2 separate regions of the Homo sapiens genome follow, and region 2 is linked to region 1. The links are chromatin loops, found by intact Hi-C in ENCODE. Cell type or tissue: heart right ventricle. All regions are shown on one strand. Each heading gives the region's core, and the rest is flanking DNA. Links, peaks and the distances in the headings are about the cores only. Region 1 has its middle 75 kb from the start of ICE1. Region 2 has its middle 350 kb from the start of ICE1.

Region 1 (11,207 bases), core at 1,860-9,859:
TTCATAGTTGGTCCACTGCTTTTGTTTTTTAAGAGAGGAGGATTCCCTCAGGTCTCTTGTTTATGCCCGGCTCTTGGGAACTAAAAATGGTGAGTGCCTTGGGTTGATTTATCACAGATCTCACGCTCTGCTTCTCTCCTCCTTCAGTAGGTGTTGCCTTGGTCTGGGAGAAGGTGCCTTGGACTTCAGGGGAATCTCCAGGTCTCTATCTGGTCTCCACCGCAGGCTCTGGTATACTGTATTAGTCAGGATTCTCCAGATGGATGGAACTAACAGGATATATGTACATATAAAAGGGGGAGTGTTTTTTTGTTTTGGTTTGGTTTTTTCTTTTGTTTTTTTTTTTTTTTGTTTGTTTGTTTGTTTTTATAGGGAGAATTGGCTCACACGATCACAAGGCAAAGTCCCACAACAGGCCGTCTGCAAGCTGGGGAAGAGAGAAGCTGGTAGTGGCTCAGTCCAAGTCCTAAAGCCTCAAAACCAGGAAAGCCAACAGTGCAGCCTTCAGTCTGTGCATGAGGGTCTGAGAGTCGTTGCCAAGCCACTAGTGCAAGTCCCAGAGTTCAAAGGCTGAAGAACCTGGAGTCTGATGTCCAAGGGCAGGAGGAGCAGAAGGAAGCATCCAGCACAGGAAAAAGAAGGAAACCAGAACATCCAGCAAGCCAGCCTATCCCACCTTCCTCCTCCTGCTTGGTTCCAGCCATGCTGGCAGCCAATGGGATGGTGCCCACCTACATGGAGGGAGGGTCTTCCTCTCCCAGTCCACTGACTCAAGACACACCCTCACAGACACACCCAGATACAATACTTTACCAGCCATCTAGGCATCCTTCAATCCAGTCAAACTGACACCTAACATTAACCATCACACATACTGTTCCTGAGCATTTGAGGAAAGCCTGTGGGGGAAGCATATTCTATTATTGAGGAGCCTCAGAATTCTAATCTGTCAGCCATATATGCCATTGCACCTTTACTAAAGTTCATCCTAATTCATCTTTATCCCCATCTATGGCAGATTTCTTTTTCTCTTGTGTTTACAAGAAGAATGAGAATCTCTTCCCTTCCCAGAAAAGGAAGAGATTTTATCTTAGGCCATTAGATGCTTCATGAGGACATTGGAATCAGCAGGCAGATTTAGAGAATCTACTCAGGGCTTTTTACAAGTCTGTATTTTCATTGAAGTTAAGGGCACTTAGCCTACCTGTGCCTCAGCTTTAGAAGCAGACATAATGATAATAATATCTGATTTTCAAGCATGTTCTAATGAAGACAGAGATAAAATATATCTGTCTTCTCTGCTATTTTCTAGAATTTAATCATGTATGGGTTCTTTTTTTTTAATCATCAGCTCTCTGATTAGAAAGACTATGATTTTGTTGCTTCTTACATCTTGCTTGGGTTATTTCATTAAAATAATAGTTTCTTGTTATTTTCTACATTCTAAACATAAGAGAAATCTTCCATCCTCTTACTTTCTATTGTCTATCACTGTGTCTTCCTGTGCTGTTTTCTGGGTATTTTCAGACAAATCATACATAAATTATCTCATCATTTGTAACTAATCTGCTTTTATCCTTGTTTCCTGGCTTTATACTTTGAAATATTTATGTTCGTGTGGTCTTGTTGTTAAAAGCTCCATTTTGCTCTTGTTCAAATTTGGTAAATTTTTGTAATCTCTTATTCTTTTGTCATACTTTTGCATTCCTCTCTTATTTCTTAAACATATTAAACACACATATTTTAGACATTCTAAATGTGGTAAATAAAATATACACAAATTTTGTAAGTCTGCCTCTAAGCACAGTTTGTTGTTCCTGGAAATTCTCTCATGATGTTTTATTTGTTCTTTTATTTCTCATCTGCTTAGGATTGTGTGGGTAGGAGTATGAATTCATGATCCTTGGAACTTCATGTGTGGGGATCTTTTAAGGACTGGAATCAAAATAACTTCCCTGTAGTGAAGATTTGCAACTGCCTTTGCAGGTCCTCGATGGTACTTCTAACCTGGGATCACTGAAAACACATTTTGGGGGAATTGAGCCCACTAGCAGTATATATTCCTGTCCCAAATTCATGAGTGCAGGCCTTTGGGTAGAAATTCTTCTGGGAGATATTGCTGTTTGTGTGTGCTTTTTTCTCTGATCCACCCACAGTTAGGTTAACAGTAGGTTAGCATCCCTATCTTCTTCCTCTTTGGGGGCTTTTTTTTTTTTTTGGCTTACCCCCAAGATATCTCCCTATGTGAGACTTGGCTTTTGGGGGTGGGGTTGTCGCTGATATGACATCCCCTAATTTTGGCCCCAGACTTTGTCTCCATTGCCCTTCTATGTGGCCTGTAACCTTCCATCTGCATCCCACCCGAGACTGTCTACATCCCACCCTGTTCAAATCTAGGGCAAATGGTTTCAGTGCTCCTTTCTCCTGGGGAGTTAAGCTTTCTTGTCCTTTCTCACTTTGAAGAGATTCCTTTATTTGCTGCTAGCTCAACTGTGCATTAAAAATATTTTAGTACATGCCTGTAATCCCAGCACTTTGGGAGGCCGAGGTGGGCAGATCACAAGGTCTGGAGTTCGAGACCAGCCTGGCCAATGTGGTGAAACCCCGTCTCTACTGAAAAATACAAAAATTAGCTAGGCATGGTGGCAGGCACCTGTAGTCCCAGCTACTCAGGAGACTGAGGCAGGGGAATCGCTTGAACCCGGGAAGCAGAGATTGCAGTGAGCTGAGATCGCACCACTGCACTCCAGCCTGGGTGACAGAGTGAGACTTCATCTCAAAATATAAAAGTTAAATATATATATATTTTAGTCAGCATCTTAATCATGCTATTAGTCTACAATTCTGCAGAAACCCCCTCTTTATTTTTGACTTCTACTGGGCTCTACTGACAATGAGTGGGCAGGTTTGTGGTTTCCAGGAGTACCCAGGGATTATGGATTTAAAGCACATTTCAGGCTTCATCTAAGAGAGGTGAAGATGTTTGCCCTTCTTAGACAAGGGAGCCAGGCAGTCCTCTGCAGGTCTACCTTGCAGAGCATCAACAGGGGAAGCCTGCTCCTTCCTCAGGACGCTGGTCCATTGCAACTGTAAAAATATTCTGTTTTAAAAATATTCTCTTAAAATGATTTTTATATTAGTCTTTATTTTGGTCACTGTAAATGTTGACCTGAATATGGATATGACTAAATTTAAAAGTAAATGTATCATTCCTGCAAACTGACTTCTACCCAAATTAAACTTCAAACTAGTCCTAATTATTTTCTCAAAATGCTTAGCAATTATTTCTAATTTTAAATGAATCAATAGGTAGAAATATATATATTACTATCTTTTTACATGACCACTAGAAATTGTGTGTGTTAACTGTTCTTTGAGGTTTTTGTGAGAAAACATTTTGGTTGACTAAGTCCATGCAAGTTTCAGAACTGAGAAGGGAAGTGTTTAATCAAATCTGGAATTATATAAAAAGGTTGTGAAATTATCTGGGGTAAAATCTATTGAATAAGGTGGATATAATCTTGAAATCCTTAATGTGTTTTGTTCTTTTTTCTTGCAGAAAAAGAAGAACCTCACATATGAATGCATACAATATGGCAGTGAGAAGGGGCAATGCACCCAGGAAAAAGGCAGGCTCCAGAGAACAGGCAGAGAGACCTAGTTTGCAACTTCTGTCTGCCACTCACCGGCTCTTGCAGCATGGCTCTTATGCCATAGGCTGTGCACGGTGAAATCTGCCTCGGGATGGCTGCTCTGAGCACTGTGCCTGGTGCCCAGGTCCCCAGGCAGCCGAAAACACACTGCTTTTGCTTTCCACGCACAAATGTGCCTCATGTGGTCAATTCCCGGGACCTGCTCTACAGGCCCAAGGTAACCAGCATCTTTCTTCTTCCAAGAGATGATGGAAATGACTATAAACCAAGTCTAATCTTTCTGCCACTTTTTGTCGTTTCTTTCCCCAGCTTAAGATGGTGAAAACACAGGGTCTGGGGGAGAGGAAACACATTTTATCTTAGGCCATTGGGTACTTCATGAGGATATTGGAATCAGCAGGCAGGTTTAGAGAATCTGCTTCGTGCTTTTCACAAGTCCACATTTTCATTGATGTTAAGGTCACTTAGCCTGCCTGTGCCTCAGCTTTAGAAGCAGATACAATGATAGTAATATCTGATTTTCAAGCATGTTCTAAGGAAGACAGAGATTGAGTATTCCTTGGTTTAAAAGAAAAACCAAGTTAGTTCTGAAAAACTCTTTATCAAGCAAAGATTTTTGTAATGCCTAATTAGTTAAAATTAGTGGCATGAAATTACTTCAATAATTAACAATATTGTAATATCTATGTTTAAACTTGAAAATTTCATGTAAATCCCTGCCCATTCCATCCCCATAAAACAAAATGAAAATCAAAGATAAAGGCAAAAGAAAGCGATCAAAATTACTTCATCTCAATAGTGAAAGACTGCTAATTCTATAAACTAACAAACCACCAGGACCTTGCCAGAATAACAAAATGCAGTGCGGTTTTGTTAATGCAAAGAAATGTCTTTTTTCTGTGTGTGTTTTGCTTGTTTGTTGTTTTTTTGAGACAGAGTCTTGCTGTGTTGCCCAGGCTGGAGTGCAGTGGCATAATCTTGGCTCACTGCAACCTCCACCTCCCAGGTTCAAGCAATTCTCCTGCCTCAGCCCCCTGAGTAGCTGAGGTTACAGGCATGCACCACCACGCCTGGCTACTTTTTCATATTTTTAGTAGAGACGGGTTTCACCATGTTGGTCAGGCTGGTCTCAAACTCCTGACCTCAGGTGATCCTGCCTCAGCCTCCCAAAGTGCTGGGATTACAGGCGTGAGCCACCGCACCCAGCCCAAGAAATGTCTTTTGAGCGGAAATGTCTTGTGAGGTCAAATTCTCATTATCTGAATGGACATTTCTTGGGGGCACTGTATTTTGTGTCGAAAAAAAGTTTTAAGCCCTACCAAAAATTTGGGGATGACTCTTATAAAAATATGATTTATGATACACTTGTCTTGTTTCATAATTGCTACACCAAGACAAAAGACAATTACCAGGGGTGCAAGGAGCCCCATGAAGCCATGAGAAACTATAGGTGCTCCCCTTTCCACCTCGATCTGAAAGACATGCAAGTATTCCTAACCCTTTTTAACAACAACAATTCCAGGCAAGTTATATTGCGATTATTTTTTAATAATCACTATCACAATAATACAGACATTCCTGTAGGCTAAATGCCTTTTAATAAAGGACTCTATCATCTTTCCCCAGAGACTTTTTTTTTTTTTTTTTTAACCAAAGGAAACGTAGTGGTCAGAAAACACAGGGCAACAGGCCAGGAAGGGCTTTCTCCTCACAGCTGCACACTTTCACTCGCACAACCAAGTCTTCCTGAGCAGGGGGTGCGCAGGGCTCTCCTTTCTGGAGGTCAGATTCGGGTTGTCCAAACATTTGCCAATGTGACTGTGGTTTTCCATTAAGATATAGTGAGTCTTGGATTATCTGCGAGTGGTCAGGGTGGGAGCAGGTTCCTTGGCAGGTGGGAGAGGTGCCCTGGGGCGGGCAGAGCGCTGGGCATGTGCAGTTTGGCCATCCCACAGGGTCAGTGACTCTGCAACCCTCCTTCAAAACACGGTGGGGCACAGCAGGATGCAAAGACACAGAGACAGATTACTTCATCGCAAACATGCTTTTGCCTCTGAACTCCAACTCCTGAAACATTCCAAGGTGTTATTTTCTTACAAAACTGTTGCAATATTCGAAAAGTATCTAATTTCTCAATGCTGTCTGTAAAGCTCTTTATTGGAAGTTCCCTCTCAAGCGCTTTAGAAGCGTTGCCGCCACTGGCTCATGCAGTCTTTGCTTCTGTGGAAACGGCCCCTTTGAAATATACATGAGGAACATGTTTGAAAAAAGATGGCATTGGGTGGATTTGAAATACGCCTTTTGTTTCTTTTCTTTCCTAAGCCTGTTCTTGGTCTGAAGAAGGAGAGCTTCCATATGAAAGAACCGTTTTGAGAGCCAGGGTTCATGATCAAAGCGCAGAGCTCTCCCTGCTGGGGAGGACAGGCGGCTGCAGGGCTCACGTGGGCACCAGAGCCGGGGAACTGAATCAACATTATTTCCCACTAAAAACACTTGTATGGGGTTAGTAATAACAGTAACCAAAAAATCAGCTTGGGAAGCCAGGCATAGCATGTTTTTTGTTTGTTTGTTTGTTTTAGTTTGAAGATTTCTGTCTCCCTGACTCCTTTCTCTTTGCTCACTCGGGCATATTGTGGAATTTAAATGAAAAGAATTGTCAGATGAAAGACAAAATGAACCTCAACCTGTGAATAATAATAATAAAAAAAACCCTTCACAATTGCATAGCTTTTTTCTTAAGTGCATTAAAAAATAGATACGTAGAGCTAAAGAAAGCCAGAAATAAGGAAAGTAAGCTTATAGTTCCTAGAATTATATTCACGTTACTTTAGTTTATCCAATGCCAGTGCTTCTATTTAGAAATTAACATGCTGCACTTCAAAACTGCGTCAAAATCCAGAAAACTTACTTTCTCATCTCGAAGCAAGTTTTACAAACACAAAGATGCATTTAAAACATTATTCCGGATGATTGCCAATGTGATAGGGGTTAAATTTCTGTCTCTTAAAAAATACGAAATAGAAAAGGTCAGGAGAGAGTGCTTTAAAAATTCTATTTTCTGCTCCACTGCAGACTTAACAAACAGATTTTCAACATGCAAATAAAGGATGGCCCTCCGTTACAGAAATTCAGAACAAAAGTTGTTGGAACCCTCGGCTTCGACTGCAAGTCACAATTTCCCTCCTTCCATGAAGGTGCAGCAACCACAATGCAGATGGCTCTCCTGGACAACGGAATATGTTTCCCGTTTCTCAAGCAGGAAGAATAAGTATGTAATTGGCATTCTGGAGAATGACCTGCAAGAGAAGCTCATTGTTTCATAAAGCACTTTCGCATTTTAAGGTAGGCACAGGGTCCTGTTTGGTTTTCTCCTCCTTGGCGAACACATGTCTCCTGGAACACAGCGACACAGCTCTAAAGAGCATCGCTGCTGCCAGGGCATTGTGAGCTCAATTCTGCATTTACAGATGTGTTTCCACACTAACAAGGCCCTGGATTAAGTAAACATCCTACAATTTGTAGGTTCTTCCGCCTTGTAGACCATTTCCCCTTCTTCCCGGGACACGAGGGGTGATTTGAAAGAGAAGCTTATGAACAGCTTCTGAGTGACTAATGGGAGCGTCCTGGAATGGCTGGGGTGGCTCAGGATCACCTGTTCGATAGGCTCAGGACCCTGGAGCTTTCCCCATACACCTTTTTTATGTCTGAGGCAGCTGTAGGGCTGACAGAGAACCTCATTTAGCAGAAGACATTCCTGTAGGCTAAATGCCTTTTAATAAAGGACTCTATCATCTTTCTCCAGAGACTTTTTTTTTTTTTTTAACCAAAGGAAACGTAGTGGTCAGAAAATACAGGGCAACAGGCCAGGAAGGGCTTTCTCCTCACAGCTGCACACTTTCACTCGCACAGCCAAGTCTTCCTGAGCAGGGGGTGCGCGGGGCTCTCCTTTCTGGAGGTCAGATTCGGGTTGTCCAAACATTTGCCAATGTGACTGTGGTTTTCCATTAAGATATAGTGAGTCTTGGATTATCTGCGAGTGGTCAGGGTGGGAGCAGGTTCCTTGGCAGGTGGGAGAGGTGCCCTGGGGCGGGCAGAGCGCTGGGCATGTGCAGTTTGGCCATCCCACAGGGTCAGTGACTCTGCAACCCTCTTTCAAAACACGGTGGGGCACAGCAGGATGCAAAGACACCGAGACAGGTTACCTCATCGCAAACATGCTTTTGCCTCTGAAGTCCAACTCCTGAAACATTTCAAGGTGTTATTTTCTTACAAAACTGTTGCAATATTCTAAATGTGACTATTATTCAAAAATCAAAATGTTTACTTTATTTGAGGTTTTGCTACATTTTTACCAAGGATAGTTTTAAGAATCTCGCTGGTGTTGGCTTGGACTCGGGGATCCCGGCACACACGTCCAGCAAGTGTGGGGTTCCAGCACAGCCGCCGTGGAGGATCTGGGGCACAGGGGCCTCAGGCCTGACAGCGCCCGGTCCCTGGCGGCGAGCCAGGAGGCGCACCCCTAGAGGAAGCTCCTGCATCCCAAATCCTAAGCCCCGCGCCAGCGAGCCTTCCCGCAGCCTGCCCAGCAGCTTCGCTTCCAAGGGTCACGAGCTTCCCCAAGTAACCCGAAGCCCACGGAGGCCTCGACCCTTCCACCCCAGGGGACAACTTCCCCAGTGGAAGCGCACGCACAGGGCCGGAGTATGCACTGGCAGGAATAAGTAGCTGAAGAGGGCAGAAGGAGGCACCTCAAGTTTTATCCACCTCTGCGACGACTGTAAGTGACCAACGCGCAGGGAGTGCAGCACGGCGAGGTCACTGTTAGGCACCTGCCGGCAGGCCTGCGGGGCGGGGTTGCAGAGTCGGAGGCGGGGCTGTGGGTTCGGAGGTGGGGCTGCGGGGGCGGGGCTGCAGAGACTGGGCTGCAGAGATGGCGCTGCGGAGGCTGGGCCTGCGCTGCGGGTTCGCAGCTTCGGGTACCAGGATTGCAGGGGCGGGGCTGCGGGGGCGGAGCTGCGGGGGCGGGGCCGCTGGGCCTCAGGGCCTCAGGCTACGGGCGGGGCCGCCAGGGCGGGGCTACGAAGGCGGTGTCCTCAGCCCTGAGACCTCCATCTGCCCGGGCATCTCTGCGAGGGCAGCCAAAGACCCGCCAGTCAGTGCAGCCCCGGGAGAACAGGGCCTGGGCGACAGGGAGAGGGCATTCCAGTGCCGACCCGTTTCAATGTTTAATTTGCTATATGCATACAATAATACACAGGCAAGAGGAGGCTATTCAAGAATAGTATATATTGCATTACAAGTGAAACTATTAAAATGGATATAGTATAACAATAATTAATACAGAGAAACAATACCTAGGAGGGTCCGTTTATGGCTGTGGAAGGTCTGGTAGTTGAGGGTTTACATTCTCAGCTCCTCGCCTTCCCTTTTGAGTTTTTCAGTTGTGTACTCGTAATTTAGGGTGAGGTTATCTCAGAGCAGCAATTGATGACTGTTAAGGAAAAAGTAATATTCTTAAAGACTATGGGAAAAATTAAAAACAAAACCAGCTAGGGACTGGATTCAGTTCAAGGTGGTGGAAGGCAGTGAACAGCTTACCTTCTCCTCTTTCCAAATTTCCATGGAAATGGATCAAGGGATGGGACGGTGGGGAAAGCCATCTAGAGACCAGAGCTGTGACCCTCTGAAGACAGAAAGCAGCTGAGAAGGCAGAGGCCGCTCAGGCAGGGGGAGGGTGAGCAGACCTCGGGTGCAGAACAGAGCAGGCCGCAATGCTCAGAGAACTTACTGGGCAGTGTCTACCCAACTGCTGGGGGCATCCATGTCACCGGGAGGCACCCCCGGAGTTTCAAACTCAAGGGTTTTGGGTGAAGCTCTAGAATCTCCAGTCCTAAGAAGCCAGGTGTGATTTAGGCTCCCCACTGCCGACAGGCCCCGCGAAAGGTGCAGTTAAGAGAATGGCTGATGAGAGCTGGGCTCCAGGGTGAACGCTGGCACCTTGACACCCTGATGAGACACATCTTGTGTGCTTTGGAAGACAAGGTGGCCTGAGCCAAGGCATTCCAAGGTACTAACGTCCTTCACAAAAACACAAAGTTCTTCATGAAAGCAAGCAAAAGCATTCATTTTCATAGAAAACTGAATTATATCATTTTTATGGCTCTTCACTCACACTTCTGTTTTTGCCTCTGTCATCAGAACCTATTTCGTTGTGCAAAACAAACTGACTACAATACAGTGAGGGCGCTTTAATTCCTCAAAATTCCCCTTGGAGGGGCAAGAAAATGAACTTCTTGTTTCACAATTATGCACTCTGAATTTCCTTGAGAAAGCGTCAGGTAGATGGAAGCAAGCAAGAGAGGAAAGCATTTACAAGTTTATAGATCTGACTTTTTCAACTTTCTCCTAAATTTTTAAAACACCCCTCATTGAAACATTGTTGCATCCTAAGTCTTAATGAGGGCGGTTGATTAGATTTCCAGGTGTGAGCTCTATTCGCACTATAAATTCTTTGTAATATGGTTCTACACAAGATAATGCGTCAGGGATGCTTGAAAAAAGTAATGTTCAATGTGGGCAGGATGACTTAATTGACTAGTTTCTTTGCCTGCCAGTTCATCAGAGGAGAGTGACACAACCTGCCATTCACTTCACTGCCACTACCAATTACTCACCTGGTCACTTGCTTGTCTTTCTCCTTCCTTCCTTCCCTTCCTTCCTTCCTTCCTTCCTTCCTTCCTTCCCTCCCTCCCTCCCTCCCTCCCTCCTTCCTTCCTTCCTTCCTTCCTTCCTTCCTTCCTTCCTTCCCTCCCTCCTTCCTTCTCTTTCCTTTCTCTTTTTTTCTTTCTCTTTTTCTTTCCTCTTTCCTTCCTTTCTTTTTCTCTTTCTCTTTCTTTTCTTCTTTCTCCCTTCCTTCCCTTTCTTCTTGTTGTTTTTTGATCAAAGGACTTAAGTATTTGCTTTTTTCTTTTTTGAAATGTGCTCTTAAACACGAACTTTACATGTTATTCTATCCACACATTTTCCCCATTTACTTATTAATAATGGCCCTAGGAAGTGCAAGGAACACCCCAAACGTGAATGGAAATGCTTCCCTGATAGAAAGGCTCTCAGAGCGCCAAATTCTGCACCCAGACGACCTCTCCAGTTAAGGTTCCCTGTCTCTTCCGGATGGTTTGTTCATGGGTGAGTCTACAGTGCCCTCTAATGGCTACAGTGCAGTTCTTTCCAAGTCCAGGTATGAATTTATTTCTATTTCATGTTCCTTAAATATTGAACTTGCTGAATTACACTGCCACATCCTATTTTAAAAAACAAACAATGTAACAGAGTACTTTCTCTGTGAAAAATGACACTCCGAAGTGTGTAATCATCTTGCTGTCCGTCCACACTCTGTTGACCATTTTCACCCTCTTCACTGCTGCCCTGGCTTCCCACGCAAATACCATCATGTGCAGACGCTCCGAGAATCTCTGCCTTTGCCCAGCGCAGCCTGATTCAGTGTCTCCTGCTTACCTCTGCACTGAAAGGCTTATCAAGCTGCAGGGGAACCAG
Region 2 (11,207 bases), core at 1,271-9,270, 270 kb before region 1:
ACATAGAGTTACTTAATTATCTTGGTAGCCTTTTGAAAAACCAGGAAGGAAGTGTTCCAGGCAGCCGCCTCACTATCTCAGGCAGCATTTTTTGGTCACTGTGTTTCTGCCTCTCACTTTCATATCCTTGCTACTTGCTCTCCTGGGCTTTCTCAAGAAAATGAAATTCCTCCGGATTCGTAGCCTTGGATATGAGCAGCCATGTCCCGTACTGCAGGCAGCTGCCACTGAACTTTCAAACCATGCCTGCCCAAACCCCAGGGCTTCAGTCTTCACCATCATAATAAAACAAGATTTCTAATGCAGTGCTGAAGCTCAAGATAGAAAGATTCCTGTTTTGCCAATGTTAGCTTTGCCAACAAAATAATGCATTTGCCTGGGCCCAGCCTTTTTATTGAGGATTCCTGGTGCTCTAAGTTTATGTCACTGACATTTATTAAAATTAAAAAAAAAAGGTCTCAGTGCAGAGCTGAAGCATGAAGCATGCAGACGAAGCCACGCAGCTCTATGAGGTCTCATCACCACCAGGGGTTCCCTCCCACTATCCCCACAGAGGGTGGGCCAGGCCGCACCCCAGCCCTGGATCCTCTCCAATGCTCTGAGATGCATGGGGTCTGCCTACAGGGGATTTCATGGAGAGAGGCCTTCAGGCCATGGCCTCAAGCAATACCTCATTCCTCATTCCTGAGCAAGAGCAGAGGCCTGCTTGCACTTGCACCCAGCTAAGGGGAGTGAGAGGAGCCATGCATTCTGTGTGGGCTTTTGCTCAGCAAAGGCATAGAAATCAGGGTGCCTGGAGGGAAGGATCTGGCAGGGTCTTTGAAAGAGGCAGAGTAAGGGACGCTGTTGCTGGAAGGTGATCATCCTCAGTTTATTTGTTACTGATCAATGGCTGCACCTGTTGGTGCCAGTGATAGTTCTGTGCGCTCCCCCTGAGTGAGCCTCCATGGGAACCCTGAACCCCACTTTGCAGAGGGCCTTGTGTATCCATCTGTAAACACCATCTCCCTGTACTACTTCTGCTTTCTCAGCTTCAAAGAAAGAGGCTGAGCTTTCTCTCTGAGTTCTCAACCCTTTGTACCAGCTAATTCTGTTTCAGATATATGGATAACCCAATTCAAATTGGCGTGAGCATAATAACAGGGCATCTATCTATTCATATTACTGAAAGCCCATGAAGTAGGACTGGCTTCTATCAGGACTTGACCCAAAAGCTCAAGTAACACTAGCAGTCTTGGTCTCCTTCCCCGACTGAGCTCTGCCTCCCTAGCCTCTCCCCTGAGTGCAGAAGTCACATTGACTTTCCTCATGATAGCAAGGTGGCTGCAGGAGCTCCAAGCGTGAAGCCGTTATACCATCTTTCAGGGGCTGAATTATAGCTCCTGCAAAGATCTCCACACTGCAATTCCCAGAACCCTTGAATGTTACCTTTTGTGGAAAAAGGAACTCTGTTGATGTGACAGAGTGAGGGTCTTGAGGTAGGGAGATTATCCTGGATTTTCCAGATGGACCCACATGTAACCCAAGGGTCCTTATGCGAGCCAGGCTGCAAGGTCAGAGACAGGGAAGGGGGCGTGATTACGCTGCATGGCTGGATTGAGGGTGAAGGAACACAGGAGCCTCTAGAAGCTGGAAAGCAAGGACATGGATCCCCACCCCAAGAGCCTGCAGAAGGGCCTAGTTCTTCCAACATCCTAACTTTAACCTAGGTAGACTGACTGGGGACACTGGCCTCCAGGACTATAAAATAATAAATCTTTATTGTTTCATGCATGCCAGTAGGTGTACACTCACTTTTCAGAGCAGCAGGAGGAAACTAATATACCACCAAACTTCTTTTTCTTTCCAGAAGCCACAGCAGATATCTCTCCTTGCCCTACTGGCTCTAACAGTGTTTTGTTATCACGCCCGGATCAATAGCACAACCAGAGGGATGGGACAGGTACTGATGGACATACACCTGGAAAATAACTATGGAGTTTTGAATATTCTATGAGTGAGGCAACATGGGAGTTTCTTTATAGGAATGCTCTTGAATCTAAAAAGAGAAAAAATAATAATAAAAACAACCTCAGGAGGTTTCAATATCCCCTACTGTCAAAACAAGAACAAATATCTTGCAAAAGGGCATTTAAGTTGCAGAGCTGGGGCTTTCTGCCTCCAAACCCCAATTTTTTCCATCTCTTTGCCTCCATGTCACGTTGCATTCCTTTTGTCACATCCCACAACCATCACCATCATCATCACTGCTGTAATATGGGCCAAAGAACCTGAAAAAAAGATGCTGCTGTATTTCACAACTTTAGCATGTGAGAGGAAGGCCTTGCTTCATCTGACAGGCCAAGAGTTGCTCCTGGGAAACAACCAATCCTGTTTAAAGCTGAGGTTAGGGCCTTGCCCAACCCACTTCCTCTGTAGTTGACACTTGAATTAGATGACATGGGGCCAAGGTCTCTGAAATTTCAATTTCTCCTGAGTCAAAGCCCCTTAAGACCAATGAAGCAATGAGGGGGCCTCATCCTTAAGGAGATGCTGCTGCTGAGCCGCTGGAGTTTGGAGGGACTGGTCCACCCAGACTGGTTCTGTTCATGTCACCCCACCCAGTCTTCCTGTTCCCTGGGGCTTGCCTTGATATCTTGCGTCTTGTTTATGCAACATCATTTCACCTCCTCGTGAGCAGAAACCTCCCTTTCCATGTGCAGAGACTTAGCAACACGAAGTACCTATTGCATTCGTGCCGTGGAGTTTGCCCTCCTGCTTCTCTGCCTTACTGTGACAAGATGGAAGCACTTCCCACCTGCAAGGCCAGATCCCCCACCCCAATCCCTCAGGCTGGTTCCTGCAGTGTTTCATGAGGTGGCCTGGGACTGAGGCCCCTGGATCCCTTCATGTTCCAGGTGACCTGATCCTTGAATCACAACAGCACCACCCTGTAATTGGATCTGCTCCGTCTTCCATCCCCATGAAGACACACGCTTCTGCAGCCGGGCTTCATGCCGCCCTGCAAAGCTGCCACCCACAGCCCCTGTTGAGGAAGCTTGGACCCCACCAAACCCTCCACACCCAGGCTGCCCTCCAGAAAGAGCCCCATTCCTGATGGGTTGTTACTTGCTATTGCAAAGTTTAAAAGCAAGCATCTCCCATAACAGTAGCTTGCATATGCTCAATCTTTTTGCTTTTCTTTCTTTTACCCTAAATGTATTCCTTAAAAAATGACAATCCATATGAGCCCATCAATCTCTATTTTTAAAGCATAGCACCTCTCCCTTCCTCTTCCTTTCCTGCTCATCTGTGCAGAGGAAGGACAAGCATTCCTGCTCCTTATGTTAGCTCTAGGAATTGCCTGGCTCTCCTCAAGGAGAAAGCTTCACTCATGTTACAGGGGAGGCTGAATTTTGCCTGTAGATAGTAATAGTTTAGGCAATGTGAGATGTAACTTGGAAGAAAGTCATATCATGTTTTTGTTTTATTCTGGATTTCTGCCTACTAAAATGCTGACTAAGCAAAGAGCATGGGGATAAATATAAGTCAGAATTTATTTATTGGGGGAGCAATCAACACAAAAAGCTTAGTGGCTTGGTGGATTTCTCTCTCTCTCTCTCTCTCTCTCGTGCTCTCTCTCTCTCTCTCTCTCTCTCTCTCTCTCTATATATATATATATATATATAGGTCTTCACCATCATAATAAAACAATAGGTATATACAGAGAGACAGAGGTGTGTATGTATATATATATATGTGTATATATATATATCTTTTTTAAAAAGTAATGTCATTTTGAACCGTTTTCTTCATTATTAATTTAAAGAAGAGTCATGAAGACAGAATTACTGGTATGAACAGGAGCCAGCATTCAGAACTGGAAAAGAGATCTTTATTTCTGCTTCCACTCACTGAGGGAGAGTCTGAGAAGCAGAAGATGAAGGGGAGACAGTAACTACAGTCACGTGCTGTATAAGGACATTTTGATCAAGGATGGACTGCCTACATGACAGTGTCTCATAAAATTGTAACCGTATTTCTATTGTGTCCTTTCTGTGTTTAGATATGATATATTCAGAGTCACAAATACTTACCATTGTGTTACAGTTGCTTACAGTATTCAGTAGAGTAACACACTGAAGGTGTTTGTAGCCAAGGAGCAATAGGCTCTACCATACAGCCGATGTGTGTAGGAGGCTGGACCATTGGCATTTGTGTGCGTACACTTTGTGATGTTCACAGGACGGAATCACCTGTGTCTTAAATTGTATCCCCACTGTTAAGAGATGCCTGACTGCATTCAAGTCACCAGCAACGGATAATAGCAGCACGCCCAGGACAGAGCCCCTGGCCCCCAGCCCAGAGCATAGCCCCATGCGGCTGTCACACAGGCCGTCAGCTTGGTTTTACGACCCTTCTTAGGTTGCAAACTTATCAATATTTTTCACCATGGAAAAATAAATTATGAGCGATTGGCTTGCAGATAATCTTTGCATGATCATTTCTGTGTAGCTGAATTCAAATATTATCAAATATTTGATAAGGCTTGGATATTTAAGGAAAAATGGTAATAATTTAATGTGCTTTTAAACATTTACACAAGTGATTAAAATCTTCACTGTATCCTTTGCTATTTGTCTGCAGGAGAACACTGCAGAGTGTCTTTGACAGACAGCAATGTCCCTCTCTTGTGTCCCTGCAAGGCCATCACTGTGGGGGCTGGAACTGACTGACCCGACCCTCAGGCCCCTGGCACGTCTGGGAGCCAGGGAGGTTCTAACATATTGGGCATAATTTACATTGTGTAGTGACATTTGGAAGTGTGAAATAAATCCTCATCTTTTGGTGTTCATTGCTTTCTGAAGGAAATCTTTATTGTTACATTTTAAATTACATCATTAATAAAATCTAGCTATTAAAAACAATTTCTTTTGGTAGACAATAATCACTCTTTACATGCATCAATTATTTTGTCTATTTGATCTAAAGTCACTTTGGGAAAGAATGTAATAAATATTTGTAGTGGGGGGGCAGAAATGCAGGGAACTGAGTTGTTTCTATGGCTGAGAGTGAGTGCCACACAAGAGCAGGATTCATGGGATTTGTGATATTAATGGACTTTAAGCAGCCATGGAAGAGTGGATGCAATGGTGCCCTTGATGATGTAGAGACTTGGGATCAATGAAGGGTGCCTGCTAGATAGGGATCAGCTGATGCCTGCCTCCCTGGCCACCTCAGTGTTAATGTTCCCATGCGTCTCTGGACATCCCCATCTACTGATGGAGAGAAGTGATGAAAGCCACCCCTGGTAGGTCTTCAGTTCTCATTAGGATGTAACGTGTGCATCAGAGCTCTGGGCGCTCTGTGCATTGCCCAGGTCACCCTGGTGACAGCCTAAGAAGCAGTGCAACAAATCACCAACAACTTTTGTCTCTTTTATGCAAAAATGGTGATTTTTTTTAACAACTTAAGACCTTAAAGCCAATTTCTATTAAAGGAAGTCACTGTTAAAAGCAACTACTGCAATGAATAAAATGTGACTACTGTAACCTCATGAAGGAGGACACCCCTTTCTTGTAACAGGAGCCATTTTACAACATTAGGGTTGGAAATGCCTTTTGTTCCTACAGGCCTGCACAGCTATGACCCTTGACACATACCGACTCTCAGAGGCACTCAGGAATCCAAAGCGCCTCTAAAAATCAGCACCTGCCATGGTCGTGAAGGTCTGAAGCTAGATCTAAGGGGCATGTTACAGGCTTTGCCCTGCTTGATCTCTGTGACCTGGTGTAAGCTATAATTATGACATCCCACAGGGTCCAAGCGGGAGAAAATAAAGCACCCTCAAAACAGCACTACAAAGTGTATCCAGTCAAGGGACTATTTACAGAGTTGTGCACAGGGCCAAGGGAAGCCAAGAAGAGGTGGCTGGGCACCCAGGACTGGAACAGTGCAGACCTGGGACCACTGCCAGATCTTTCACAGCAAATAATGAGTGTGGCAACCAGAACTCAGAAAGAGCAGCCTTTTCAGAACTGTGGCCTGTGGTGGGGGCACCCAGTCTGCAGTCTAGTGGGAACGGAGCTGGGGGAATGATACCCCAGGCTTGGCACCTGTCACCCATCCAACCTTCTGTCTGGGCCTCCCATTGGTTGCACCCAATCTAAAGGTAAAGACAGGGGAGTCCATTCATGCCATCAATATGAGGGACCCTGGGGGTCTCAGATCTGGGCACAGAAAGGTAAAGGATTTCGGGGGTGATTGGCTTCTCACTGCCTCATCTGATTTTCCCGGTCCCCCTCCCACAAACTTCGGGCTGCTTTTTCACTGTATCTCTTGTGGCAGCCTCCTCCTCTGCTCATCTGCAGAAGTGGCTCTTCCCCAGGGGTCTACCCTAGCCTTCTGTTTGTGCACCCCCACCCCAGGGAAGTGTGGCCATGCCCCTCAGGCCAACTACCATCACATAATCTCTCCACAGCTTCATCTGCCATTCAGATCTGTTCAGGGAACCCCTATCTGCTGTCTCCACTCTAAAGATGCCGCCAGCATACTGCTTTTCAAACTAGTCTGCCAGGTAGTATTTATAGCACCTGCTGCCACTAATGCCTGTCGCCTCACCATCCTAGTCTTTCCTTTTTTTTTTTTTTTTTTTTTGAGATCAAGTCTTATTCTGTTGCCCAGCCTGGAGTGCAGTGGCATGATCTCGGCTCACTGCAACCTCTGCCTCCCGGGTTCAAGTGATTCTCCTGCCTCAACCTCCTGAGTAGCTGGGACTATAGGCATGAGCCACCACGCCCGGCTAATTTTTGTATTTTTAGTAGAGACGGGGTTTCACCATGTTGGCCAGGCTGGTCTCAAACTCCTGACCTCAGGTGATCCACCTGCCTCAGCCTCCCAAAGTGCTGGGATTACAGGCATGAGCCACCACACCCGGCCAACCATCCTAGTCTTTCTAGCCCAGTTATCCTTCCCTTCTGTCTCTTGTTCCTACCTCCCATGGGTCACCAAATCCAAGCCGAGTACCTCTCAAATATGATTCACTGTATTCCTTCTGCCCAAGTTCTGGCAGGCTACATTTCTCCCTTAATTCCTGCAGGTATTTCCTAACTAGATCCCTGATCCTAGGCTTTCTTTCACACAATACAACCCTGTCTGTACACAACTCATATTTTTTTTTCCTAAGCATATCTAAAATGTTCACATTTAATCAATGGGAATTGTGAAGAGTTGAAACAATAGACAAAACAGTCTACTCTTCACAGCAAAAACATAGGAATAAAACTAAATAAACATGTAAGTCTTTATGAATCCTAAAATCCTATAACATTACAAGGTTGGATGAAAAATTAAAACCTAAATATCAATGAACTGCATATTAAGCTTTGGAAGAGGAAGGCCTATATTGAGCTAATAGCACACATTCTTTTCTAAAGAAATTGTTTAACAATTGCTTAACATTACTGTTTACTAATGACTAGCATGAAGAAGAAGGAAAAACTTAAATTAAAAAAAATAGATATCAAATGTAATAAGACCCCATGTTTTAGGACCTGCATACCCAGACTCACGAAGGGAGGGGGATAAGACATGAACTCAGGTCTCCTGGCTCCATGCTTACTGATTTTACAAATCTCTCCCTGCATTATCAGGAAGAGGAGGGGGGCAAATTAATTGCATGGTTCCTAATTTTGACCATTCAGGAAGCTTTTTCCTTACAAAGCGGTACCCCGCCCAGGGTCCTTCTCATATATTTATTGCTAATCTGGAAGGGAAAAGGCCAGTGAGTTGTCATGGAAACTACAATTGGCAGAAGAGATAACACCTCTATTTTACCCAGAAAAAAATGCATCCTGAGCCTCAAACACCAGCCAGTGCCAGTCAGTCCTGGCCGGGACCACCACCCTCACCTCCCCTTCTACACTGCCTTGGCTCCAGCCCTGATCACCTCTGTCCTGAGTCTCAGAGCAACGACTCTTGGCATCACCCACCTGTTGTCCTTCAAGAATGTGTAACAGTGCTTAAAAATGAAAACCTTCTCAAGTCCCTCCATTCAGCACAGCCTTGCCCGAGCTGCCCTGCCTACATCTCCAGCATCACCTCTCACCTGCTTACCACCCCAGCCCTGCAGGCTTTCCTTAAGCAACTCATCCACAAGCATGCTGCCTCAGGGCATTCGCACACAGGCTCACTTAACCTAGAACATCCCCAGGGGTGATTTTCTATTTTGTTCACCATTATATTCTCCATTCCCAGCAAGTTCCCAGTAATTTGGCATTAGAAGCATGAAGGCAATAAGAACACACAGGTCCATAAGAGGGCCAAAACAACCTGGCTGAAACAGACAGCTGGGAGGGTTTGGCTCAATCAGGAGGAAGAAACTGACAGCCTGGGGGTTCCTATGTATGGCAGGTTAGAGAAAGTGAGGTTTTCTAACAATCTCAGCATCTAGCAAAGGTGACATCAACTGAGGTTCAGTACATAGGGGTTCTACAGTTTTATAATCAATGACTGCATTGACTTTCTAGAAGACCTTATCTGCTTTCACGCTTTTCTCCCTCATCAGACTGAACCTGGCGGAACAAAGTTCTTATTTCCCTTTATTTTCAAAGCACAGGGTCTGGCACATAGCAGATGATTAATAATTGTTTAATTTGCTATCTTGTGATTTATGGTTTTATGTGGTCAATTCAGCAAGTCTCTAAGTATATTCTGCACTATTAGTTTAATTCAGAGTGTAGTCTTAAAAGTATACTTTAAGTGTGTAGACATACACGATTTTCATTTCTCACAGTAACTCATATATGAGAAGAGCCAAACTCATAGGGACAGCCAGACAGGGGTGCTCCACCTGCTACTTGGCCCAGGTGCTGCCGCCACAGTGCTGCCCTTGAATTCCAAAACCCAGTCAGGGCGAAATGTCCTGTGTTGAGTCATTTAGAAGGTAAATCACTAGTAGCACATATCCAATAATAACGTGATCAGGACTGTGCACAGCCAGCCTCATTAGCATATACTTTTATTCTAGTCATGACTAGCACAATTAATTACACAAGTTGTGACTCAGACTTCCAATTTCCATGGTGCTATCTATTAATTTCAAATTAATGTTCTGCCCTTTGTCAATGAGCTCAGGGTACTTTATGCTAAGAGAATAAACATAAGTACATAATGTAAGAACATTTTTGGCTTCCAAAGTTTTTTTTATTTTTTTAATGAATGAGAAATGAAGCCAGTTTCCAGCCCAAATTTAAATATGAAAGCTAAGTGGCACTAGAAACAATGATGCTCTAAGTTGCACTAGAAAGAATGATGCTAAGAAGAAACAGTCTAGGAGGGTAAGAGGGGTGGGTGTTACGAGACGCCTATCACCAGCCAGCCTCTGTCAATTACCAGCTTTTTGATCTTGAGTAAGCTGGTCCAACGCTCTACACTCCAACTTCATTCTATGTTAGTCAGAGATAAACATGAATGGCCTCCCTCTTCATGGATCTTTTGTAAGCATCTTGTGAGATAATGGATGTTCTGGAACCCTCCAATGGGAGTTGAGGAGTGCCTCATAAAATGATTATTTACAAAGCTGCAGGGAGGAGGTAGGGAATGCCCAAAGGCATGGTGCTTTGTTGTCAGGAGTGAGGGCATGGAGGATGTATTAGTCCATTTTCATACTGCTATGAAGAAATACCCAAGATTGGGTAATTTACAAAGAAAAAGAGGTTTAACAGACTCACAGTTTGACATGGCTGGGGAGGCCTCACAATCATAGTGGAAGGTGAAGGAGGAGCAAAGACACATCTTACATGGTGGCAGGCAAGACAGTGTGTACAGGGGAACTGCCCTTTATAAAACCATCAGATCTTGTGAGACTTCTTCACTACCAGGAGAACAGCACTGAAAAGACCCACCCCCATGATTCAATTACCTCCCACTGGGTCCCTCCCATGACATGTGGGGATTATGGGAGCCACAATTCAAGATGAGATTTAGGTGGGGACACAGCCAAACCATATCAGAGAAGCTGAGAACCCAGACAGAGAGAGTCATATGAAGAGGGACTCCTGGCAAGAGGTGGGATCCTCAGTGGCCAGCCACAGGTGCTGCCAGTCGTTAACCTGACCTCACCTTTCTCCCTCCTGAGGTAACTGTCACTGGTTGTTTATTACATGAACACAAATGGAAGCCAGAGAACAAGGAAGCCTGTTGGTGCAACCCATAGAGGCCAAGCCGAAGATGCTGGAAGCATCAGGAGGGGCAAGTCCAGCAAGATTGCTTCACCAAAGAAGCTCATCATGTGCTCTGAAGGAGGGCTTTTTAAAACCTCCCAGATTGAAGTGAGAGTTAAAGAACCAAATAGAGAAAGGCTATAATTTTTTAAGCAGGTATAAATTCTCAGAATCAAAGACGCTTTGCAGTCTGCAAATGTGTTATGACTGGAGCATATAGTCTTATCCATCATACACAAGGGGATTTTGGTCATAAAACTGTACTACACCTAGCTCTGGAAATAGACCAATATCAGAGCCGCTCCTAGACAAGGAAGAAAGGCAACAGAGAGTGTTCCTTTCCCTCAAGGCCCCTTCCAGGGCATATAACACAGTTCTCCTTCACTACTCAAACACACAGTAGAACAGCAGGCCAGCCCTTCCCTGTGGATAGCAAGTCAGATACCAAGAGGCCACCTCTATTCCTGGGGAGCAGGGAGTCCTCACTCTAGCTTTGGGTACTAATTCCACAGATGTGGTAGTGAAAACACTCCAGTAGATGCAGAAAATTATAAATTCTCATTTTTAAAATTATATTTTGAGAAGTTTCTTGTAAGATGAATTTTGGTTAAAAAATTCCTCATTTCTATATATTGTTATTGTTAAGTTATATCCTCAGAGAAGAAAATGGAAACTGACAATATGAAAGATTGGCTATCAAAATACCCCTGTAAACCAAAGAGTATCTGGGACAGGCTTCAATCAATTTAGAACGTTTATTTTGCCAAGGTTAAGGATACACCAGTGACACTGGCTCAGGAGATCCCGATGACATGTGCCCAAGATGGTTGGGGCGCCGCTTGGTTTCATTCACTTTAGGGAAACATGAGACATCAATCAGTATATGTAAGATGTATCTTGGTTCGGTTCAGAAAGGGGGGACTACTCAAAGTGAGGAGGGGGCTTCCAGGTCATAGGTAGATAATAGACACACAGTTGCATTCTTTTGAGTTTCTGATTAATCTT

Evidence for each region. Peaks named below come from ENCODE experiments on the same cell type or tissue, not always from the same donor. Only the 100,000 strongest peaks of a DNase experiment are listed, where the experiment ranks them.
Region 2: it touches region 1 in a loop (7-fold over the local background); 3 of 110 quality-filtered maps call a loop at or near these places.

What each region holds. Positions count from the first base shown.
Region 1 is chr5:5,492,194-5,503,400 of GRCh38, reverse strand. No RefSeq gene overlaps it. Among named protein-coding and RNA genes, the nearest start is that of ICE1, 75 kb to the right of the region's middle. RefSeq lists enhancers at 5,061-5,583, 5,584-6,108 and silencers at 8,449-8,528, 8,569-8,618. In heart right ventricle, for the core only: a CTCF peak has its summit at 6,072; DNase peaks (open chromatin) are centred at 6,050 and 8,630; H3K4me3 peaks cover 947 bases; H3K27me3 peaks cover 740 bases.
Region 2 is chr5:5,762,193-5,773,399 of GRCh38, reverse strand. No RefSeq gene overlaps it. Among named protein-coding and RNA genes, the nearest start is that of ICE1, 350 kb to the right of the region's middle. In heart right ventricle, for the core only: no CTCF peak of the experiment used is centred there; a DNase peak (open chromatin) is centred at 5,939; H3K27ac peaks cover 836 bases.